Linked DNA regions of Homo sapiens: region 2 is linked to region 1. A link is a loop called in an ENCODE intact Hi-C map of the cell type or tissue named here. Cell type or tissue: GM12878. All regions are shown on one strand. Links, peaks and the distances in the headings refer to the core of each region. The heading gives the core; the rest is flanking DNA.

Region 1 (4,393 bases), core at 186-4,185:
GTTCCGCTCTGATCTTAGTTGTTTCTTGCCTTCTGCTAGCTTTTGAATGTGTTTGCTCTTGCTTTTCTAGTTCTTTTAATTGTGATGTTAGGGTGTCAATTTCAGATCTTTCTTGCTTTCTCTTGTGGGCATTTAGTGCTATAAATTTCCCTCTACACACTTCTTTAAATGTGTCCCAGAGATTCTGGTATGTTGTGTCTTTGTTCTCGTTGATTTCAAAGAACATCTTAGTTTCTGCCTTCATTTCGTTATGTACCCAGTAGTCATTCAGGAACAGGTTGTTTAGTTTCCATGTAGTTGAGCGGTTTTGAGTGAGTTTCTTAATCCTGAGTTCTAGTTTGATTGCACTGTGGTCTGAGAGACAGTTTGTTATAATTTCTGTTCTTTTACATTTGCTGAGGAGTGCTTTACTTCCAACTATGTGGTCAATTTTGGAATAGGTGCGATGTGATGCTGAGAAGAATGTATATTCTGTTGATTTGGGGTGGAGAGTTCTGTAGATGTCTATTAGGTCCATTTGGTACAGAGCTGAATTGAATTCCTGGATATCCTTGTTAACTTTCTGTCTTGTTGATCTGTCTAATGTTGACAGTGGGTTGTTAAAGTCTCCCATTATTATTGTGTGGGAGTCTAAGTCTCTTTGTAGGTCTCTAAGGACTTGCTTTATGCATCTGGATGCTCCTGTATTGGGTGCATATATATTGAGGATAGTGAGCTCTTCTTGTTGAATTGATCCCTTTACCATTATGTAATGGCCTTCTTTGTCTCTTTTGATCTTTGTTGGTTTAAAGTCTGCTTTATCAGAGACTAGGATTGCAACCCCTGCCTTTTTTTGTTTTCCATTTGCTTGGTAGATCTTCCTCCATCCCTTTATTTTGAGCCTATGTGTGTCTCGGTACTTGTGATGGATTTCCTGAATACAGCACACTGATGGGTCTTGATTCTTTATCCAATTTGCCAGTCTGTGTCTTTTAATTGGAGCATTTAGCCCATTTACATTTAAGGTTAATATTGTTATGTGTGAATTTGATCCTGTCATTATGATGTTAGCTGGTTATTTTGCTCGTTAGTTGATGCAGTTTCTTCCTAGCCTTGATGGTCTTTACAATTTGGCATGTTTTTGCAGTGGCTGGTACTGGTTGTTCCTTTCCATGTTTAGTGCTTCCTTCAGGAGCTCTTGTAGGACAGGCCTGGTGGTGACAAAATCTGTCGGCATTTGCTTGTCCGTAAAGGATTTTATTTCTCCTTCACTTGTGAAGCTTAGTTTGGCTGGATATGAAATTCTGGGTTGAAAATTCTTTTCTTTAAGAATGTTGAATATTGGCCCCGACTCTCTTCTGGCTAGTAGAGTTTCTGCCAAGAGATCAGCTGTTAGTCTGATGGGCTTCCCTTTGTGGGTAACCTGACCTTTCTCTCTGGCTGCCCTTAACATTTGTTCCTTCATTTCCACTTTGGTGAATCTGACAATTATGTGTCTTGGAGTTGCTCTTCTCAAGGAGTATCTTTGTGGCATTCTCTGTATTTCCTGAATTTGAACGTTGGCCTGCCTTGCTAGGTTGGGGAAGTTCTCCTGGATAACATCCTGCAGAGTGTTTTCCAACTTGGTTCCATTCTCCCTGTCACTTTCAGGTACACCAAGCAGACATAGATTCGGTGTTTTCACATAGTCCCATATTTCTTGGAGGCTTTGTTTGTTTATTTTTACTCTTTTTTCTCTAAACTTCTTTTCTCACTTCATTTCATTCATTTGACCTTCCATCATGGAAACGCTTTCTTCCATTTGATCGAATTGGCTACTGAAGCTTGTGCATTCGTCACGTAGTTCTCGTGCCATGGTTTTCAGCTCCATCAGATCCATTAAGGACTTCTTTGCATTGGTTATTCTAGTTAGCCATTCATCTAATCTTTTTTCAAGGTTTTTAACTTATTTGTGATGGGTTCGAACTTCCTCCTTTAGCTCGGAGAATTTTGATCATCTGAAGCCTTCTTCTCTCAACTGGTCAAAGTCATTCTCCATCCAGCTTTGTTCTGTTGCTGATGAGGAGCTGCCTTCCTTTGGAGGAGGAGAGGTGCTCTGATTTTTAGAATTTTCAGTTTTTCTGTTCTGTTTTTTCCCCATCTTTGTGGTTTTTCTCTACCTTTGGTCTTTGATGATAGTGATGTACAGATGGGGTTTTGGTATAGATGTCCTTTCTGTTTGTTAGTTTTCCTTTTAAACAGTCAGGACCCTCAGCTGCAGGTCTGTTGGAGTTTGCTGGAGGTCCACTCCAGACTCTGTTTGCCTGGGTATCAGCAGTGGAGGCTGCAGAACTGCGAATATTGCTGAACAGCAAATGTTGCTGTCTGATCATTCCTCTGGAGGTTTCGTCTCAGAGGGGTACCCGGCTGTGTGAGGTGTCAGTCTGCTCCTATTTGGGGGTGCCTCCCAGATAGGCTTCTCGGGGGTCAGGGACCCACTTGAGGAGGCAGTCTCTCCGTTCTCAGATCTCAGACTCTGTGCTGGGGGAACCACTACTCTCTTCAAAGCTGTCAGACAGGGACATTTAAGTCTGCAGAGGTTTCTGCTGCCTTTTGTTCAGCTATGCCCTGCCCCCAGAGGTGGAGTCTACAGGGGCAGGCAGGCCTCCTTGAGCTATGGTGGGCTCCACCCAGTTCGAGCTTCCTGGCTGCTTTGTTTACCTACTCAAGCCTCAGCAATGGCAGGCACCCCTCCCCCTGCCTCACTGCCGCCTTGCAGTTGGATCTCAGACTGCTGTCCTAGCAGTGAGCGAGGCTCCGTGGGCATGGGACCCTCCGAGCCAGGCGTGGGATATAACCTCCTGGTGTGCCGTTTGCTAAGACCATTGGAAAAGCACAGTATCAGGGTGGGAGTGTCCCGATTTTCTAGGTGCTGTCTGTCACAGTTTTGCTTGGCTATGAAAGGGAATTCCCTGACCCCTTGTGCTTTCCGGGTGAGGCGATGTCTTGCCCTGCTTTGGCTCACCCTCAGTGCACTGCACCCACTGTCCTGCACCCACTGTCTGACACTCCCCAGTGAGATGAACCCGGTATGTCAGTTGGAAATGCAGAAATCACCCGTATTCTGCATCGCTCACGCTGGGAGCTGTAGACTGGAGCTGTTCCTATTCAGCCATCTTGGACAGATTTGGTCTTTTCACAGAGTCCCATATTTCTTGGGACTTTGTTTGTTTCTTTTCACTCTTTTTTCTCTAATCTTGTCGTCTTGCTTTATTTCATTGAGTTGATCTTCAATCTCTGATATCCTTTCTTCCACTTGATCGATTCGGCTATTGATACTTGTGTATGCTTCACAAAGTTCTCGTCCTGTGTTTTTCAGCTCCATCAGGTCATTCATGCTTTTCTCTAAACTGGTTATTCTAGTTAGCAATTTGTCTAACCTTTTTTCAAGATTCTTAGCTTCCTTGCATTGGGTTAGAACATCCTCCTTTAGCTCGGGGGAGTTTGTTATTGCCCACCTTCTGAAGCCTACTTCTGTCAACTTGTCAAACTCGTTCTCCATACATGTTTGTTCCCTTGCTGGCGAGGATTTGGGATCCTTTGGAGGAGAAGATGTGATCTGGGTTTTGGAATTTTCAGCCTTTTTGTGTTGGTTTCTCCCCATCTTCATAGATTTATCTACCTTTGGTCTTTGAAGTTGGTGACCTTTGGCTGGGGTCTCTGAGTGGACGTCCTTTTTATTGATGTTGATACTGTTCCTTTCTGTTTGTTAATTTTGCTTCTAACAGTCAGTCCCCTCTGATGCAGGTATGCTGGAGTTTGCTGGAGTTCTGCTCCAGAACCTGTCTGCTTGGGTATCACTAGCGGAGGCTGCGGAACAGCAAATATTGCTGCCTGTTCCTTCCTCGGGAAGCTTCGTCCCAGAGGGGCACCTGCCAGATGCCAGCCAGAGCTTTCCTGTTTGAGGTGTCTGTTGGCCCCTACTGGGAGGTGTCTCCCAGTCAGGTACATGGGGGTCATGGACCCACTTGAGGAGGCAGGCTGTCCCTTATCAGAGCTCGAATGCTATCCTGGGAGATCTGCTGCTCTCTTCAGAGCTTACAGGTAGGGACATTTAAGTCTGCTGAAGTTGCACCCACAACCACCCCTTCCCCAATGTGCTCTGTCCCAGGGAGATGGGGGTTTTATCTATAAGTCCCTGACTGGGGCTGTTGCCTTTTTTTTCAGAGATGCCCTGCTCAGAGAGGAGGGAATCTAGAGAGGCAGTCTGGCTGCAGTGGCCTTGCTGAGCTGCAGTGGGCTCTGCCCAGTTCAAACTTCTGGGCGGCTTTCTTTACACTGTGAAGGTATAACTGCCTACCTAAGCCTCAGCAATGGCAGTCGCCCCTCCTCCCACCAAGCTGGAGCATCCCAGGTCGAGATTATACTGCTGTGG
Region 2 (4,393 bases), core at 173-4,172, 60 kb after region 1:
CACTCTCTGCCTGTGAGTCACTTAGCCATCTTTGTTATCAGACTGACTGTCACAGTATCACAGATCTTGTGTCCAAGTAACCTTTATTTTATTTAATTATGGCCCCAAAGTGCAAGAGTAGTGATGCTGACAGTTTAGATATGGCAAAGAGAAGCCATAAAGTGCTTCAAGTGAAAAGGTGAAAGGTTGTGACTTAACAAGGAAAGGAAAAATCTGAGGTTGCTGAGATCTACAGTAGGAACAAATCTTCTGTCTGTGAAATTGAGAACAATATATTGTAATTATTCTATTATTGGTCATTGTTAGTGTCTTATTGTGCCTAATTTATAGATTAAGCTTTATTATAGGTATGTATGTATGAGAAAAATATATTGTATATAGGGTTTAATACTGCCTTTGGTTTCAGGCATCCACTAGGCATCGAGGAACATATGCCCTGCAGATAAGGGGGAACTACTGTAAATAATCACTGATATTATATTTCCCTAGAAAATTAGTTATTAAAGTAATTTCAAGAACAAGAACAAAACACCTTCAACCTAATGCTATATTTGTAGGTACCCTGGGCACAGTGTAGCAAAACTTGTTTTTCTTATTTACATTGTTGTACATGGGAATAAAAAGATATAAGTGGTAAAAGAGTTAGTTAGAAAAGTGGAAGGTGTCTTGAGAAATTTTTGAAAATCTATATTGAAGCAAATGAAACAGAGAATAAAGAAGGCAGGCCCTAGAAAAAATTTACTTTAAAAATCAGAATTTTCTGTGTTGTGCACCAGAGAGTTTTATTTAATATGTCAAATATTCACTCAAAATAAATGTTGAACACACTAAGTTTGTGCATTCAAAATTTTCCACAATATATTCATATAATAACATGCACTCTATTTTTGCTATGAAGTATAACCCGAGGCAGCTGAAGCATCTTTCAAAGTTTTTAAGAAGACAAAGCAAACACAACCAAATTATTTTCTTTAGACAAAGCAATACTATGTTAGCTAAAGTGTGTCCACATAACCCAGAAATAATGTAAATACAGGAGTAGAATTAGGAGCAATTTAATATCTACTATATGTGCTTTTGTTAGATTTTCATAGACTGTGTATTTATGAGGAGAAGGTAGGACATGGTCTACTAGTCAAGCAAGCTCAGACTATAACATTATTTTAGCATAATGACATGAGGAGCAGGACAGGGCTTGGTTGTCAGCCATTTAACTTAAGAGTTTACCCTGTTCCTTCAATGTTCAACCCATTGCCCTAAATCCTGGGAGTGGGTTCAATTGTGTCTTCTCCAAAGAGGTATGTTGAAGCCCTAACCCACGTACTAGAATGTGACTGTATTTGGAGATAGAACCTTTTAGGAGGTAATTAAGTCACAATGGGATTGTTAGGGTGGGCTGTAATTCATTATGACTGGTGAACTTACAAGAAGATACATATCGGGGGTGCACTGGCACAGAGGAAAGGCCATGTGAAGCAAGAAGGCAGCCATCTGCAAGCCAAGGAGAGAAATTTCAGAAGGAACCAACCCTACCGACATCTTGATCTTGGACTTTAAGCTGCCAGACCTGTGAGAAAACAAATTTCTAATGTTTAAGCCACCCAGTCTGGGATATTTTGTTATGGAAGCCCTGGCAAACTACAGTAGTTCCCCCTTATCCTTGAGGGATATGTTCTAAGATCCCTGGTGGATGCCTGAAACTGCTGATACTACTGAACCCTATGTATACTATATATTTTTTCCTATACATACATACTTATGATGAAGTTTAATTTATAAATTAGGCCAAGTAAGAGATTAACAAGGAATAATAAAATAAGACAATTATAACAATATGCTAGCATCACTACCCTTACACTTTGCCATTTTTCAGTAGAATAAGGGTTTCTTGAACACAAGCAAGGTTTTATCAGGCTACTCAGAACGTTGCTCTTTCTCTTATACTCATCTAATCCATCATGAAATTCTGTGGCTTGGCTTTCAAAATATATCCAGGATTTGACCACTTATCACCACCCTCATTGCTAATACACAGTTCAATCCATGGTTGCTGGTCAAATGTGCCATCATAGTCAAATCCACTATCATAGTCAAATTTACCATCATTGTTCACCTGGGTTATGTGCAGTAGCCTCTAACAGGGCTCTTTGATTTCACCCTTGCTTCATTTGCACGCCTAGTCTTTCCTCAACACAGTAGCCAGAGCAATCCTTATAAAATTAGATCAGATCGCTTCTCTCCTAAGTTCAACACTCTCTAGTGACTTTCCATTTGAAATAAAGTAAAATCCAAAGTCCTGGCTGGGCACAGTGGCTCATGCCTATAATCCCAGCACTTTGGGAGGCCAAGGTGGATGGATCACCTGAGGTCAGGAGTTCAAGACCAGTCTGACCAACACGGCAAAACCCTGTCTCTACTAAAAAATACAAAAATGAGTGAGCATGGTGGCGGGCACCTGTAATCCCAGCTAGTCGGGAGCCTGAGGCAGGGAGAATTGCTTGAACCCGGGAGGTGGAAGTTGCAGTGAGCTGAGATCACACCACAGCACTCCAGCCTGGGCGACACAGCAAGACTCTATCTCGGAAAAAAAAAAAAAAATCCAAAGCCCTTCTAATTAATTACAAGGTCCTCCATGAGCTGGCCTACCATTATTTCTCTGGGTCATTTCCTAGCACTGTCTCCCTAGCTCACTAGGCTATAGCTAAACCAGCCGCCTTGCTGTTCCTAGGACACACTGAGCATGCTTTCACTTATGGGGCTTTGCAATGGCTGTCCCCTCTACCTGGAACATTGCTTTCCAGATATGCTCTTGGTGAGCTACCTCAACTCTTTTCAAGGCTACCTTCCAATGGGCTTCGTTGTGACTCTTCTATTTACATTAGTTAACTCCACCCACATTCTCCTCTCGATTCCCTAACTCCCTCACCTGCTCCATTTTTATTTCTGTAGCAATTATCGCCTTTTAAAATACTGCATAATTATAATTAAGCTTAATATTTCTTGTCTGTCTCCTCTACTAGAAGTTCCGTGAGGGTAAATGCTTGTCTGTTTTGTTCATCTGTGTTTCATGAGTACCTAAAACAGTACCTGGCACATAGTAGACACTCAATAGCTATTTGCTGAATGAAGGAGTAAATGAATAATAGAGCAATAATTAATTGTCATATGCCAGGTCTTATTCTAAGTATGTTTTATATCTTGTTTCATTTAAACCTCACCACAGTCTGTGAGGTAGGTATTAATTATTCTTAATACAAAGATAAAGAAAATAGGCTTAGAGAGGTTAAAGGTAGAACTAAGATTTGAACCTAGGCAGTCTAATCCCAAAGCCTTTCAGTTTTTAAATTCAACCACCCTGTGAAGTTAGGAAAATAGGTAAGTGGTTATGATTATTCTCATTTTCTAGATGACAGAACTGAGACTTAGAGATTTTAAGTAACTTTCTCAAGGTGAATGGGAACCTTACTTAGTGAATGGGAAACCTTAGGTTGTCCTGATGCCCTAAGTTCCTGGGTTTGTTATAACCTGGCCTGGTGTCTCTCCTTGCCCTTTTCAGGGACTCCTTCCCTTCAGTGCTATTTTTCTATGTCTTCTCTTCCATGTCTAAGGCATTCCACAGTCTTCATTACCCACAGAATTCCCTGTAGTAGTCTACCATAACATAGTTCTCTTTGGTTGTACCTCTTATTAGATCTCTTACTGCTATACCTGACAAAAGGAAGAAAAACTATCAACCTTCTCAAGAAAAATACACATACACATAACATCTAGACTACAATAGACTCTAGCTAAAACTGATTCATTCTTGACTTCAATCCTCTTGCAATAAATAGATACCTTTCCACCATCCGATTTTCTAGGGTCTCAATAATTAATTGGTTAGTTATTATTAAATGTGTCAGTGAAGGTTTATAGATTCATTTATTCATTTGTGCATTCATTCATTCATTCATTCCATAGGCATTTTTGAGCAACTATTGTGTATAAGACAGAATACTAAATTCTGTGGGGAATCAAAAATGACCTTTATAGTACTATGCCCTCAAGACATTTCCAATCAGAGCCAATGAGATTCAGTTTGGGTATTTTTGTCTGAGTTTTCACTTTCCGCTAGATTCAATGTTGAAAGGCCCATGAGACTGCAGTTGCTACAGCCACTGTGTTGCCATGACAGGAGATCCTGTCTAGATTGGAGCCCACCCAGAAAAACCAGCTCAAAGAGGTAGAAAGAGAAAGAGAGAGAGAAACTGGCTCCTGAGGACACAGTTTTAATCCCTGCATCAAGCTGTGCCTGAAGCTAACCCCACAGTAGTCTCTTTCTGTAACAAAGTCCAAAAAAGGATTTTCTTTTCACTTAAGTCAGTTTGAGTTGTATTTTCTGTTATAAGCTTTT

Evidence for each region. Hi-C counts contacts between places; a loop is a spot of excess contacts. Peaks named below come from ENCODE experiments on the same cell type or tissue, not always from the same donor. Only the 100,000 strongest peaks of a DNase experiment are listed, where the experiment ranks them.
Region 2: it touches region 1 in a loop (3-fold over the local background); 3 of 110 quality-filtered maps call a loop at or near these places.

What each region holds. Positions count from the first base shown.
Region 1 is chr9:70,232,766-70,237,158 of GRCh38, reverse strand. All of the region lies in intron 2 of SMC5-DT (SMC5 divergent transcript), which reads left to right. Among named protein-coding and RNA genes, the nearest start is that of SMC5-DT, 24 kb to the left of the region's middle. In GM12878, for the core only: no CTCF peak of the experiment used is centred there; no DNase peak of the experiment used is centred there.
Region 2 is chr9:70,172,931-70,177,323 of GRCh38, reverse strand. All of the region lies in intron 11 of MAMDC2 (MAM domain containing 2), which reads right to left. MAMDC2-AS1 (MAMDC2 antisense RNA 1) reads left to right here and starts at 1,436. Exons shown (of 4, transcript NR_040076.1): 1 at 1,436-1,569. In GM12878, for the core only: no CTCF peak of the experiment used is centred there; no DNase peak of the experiment used is centred there.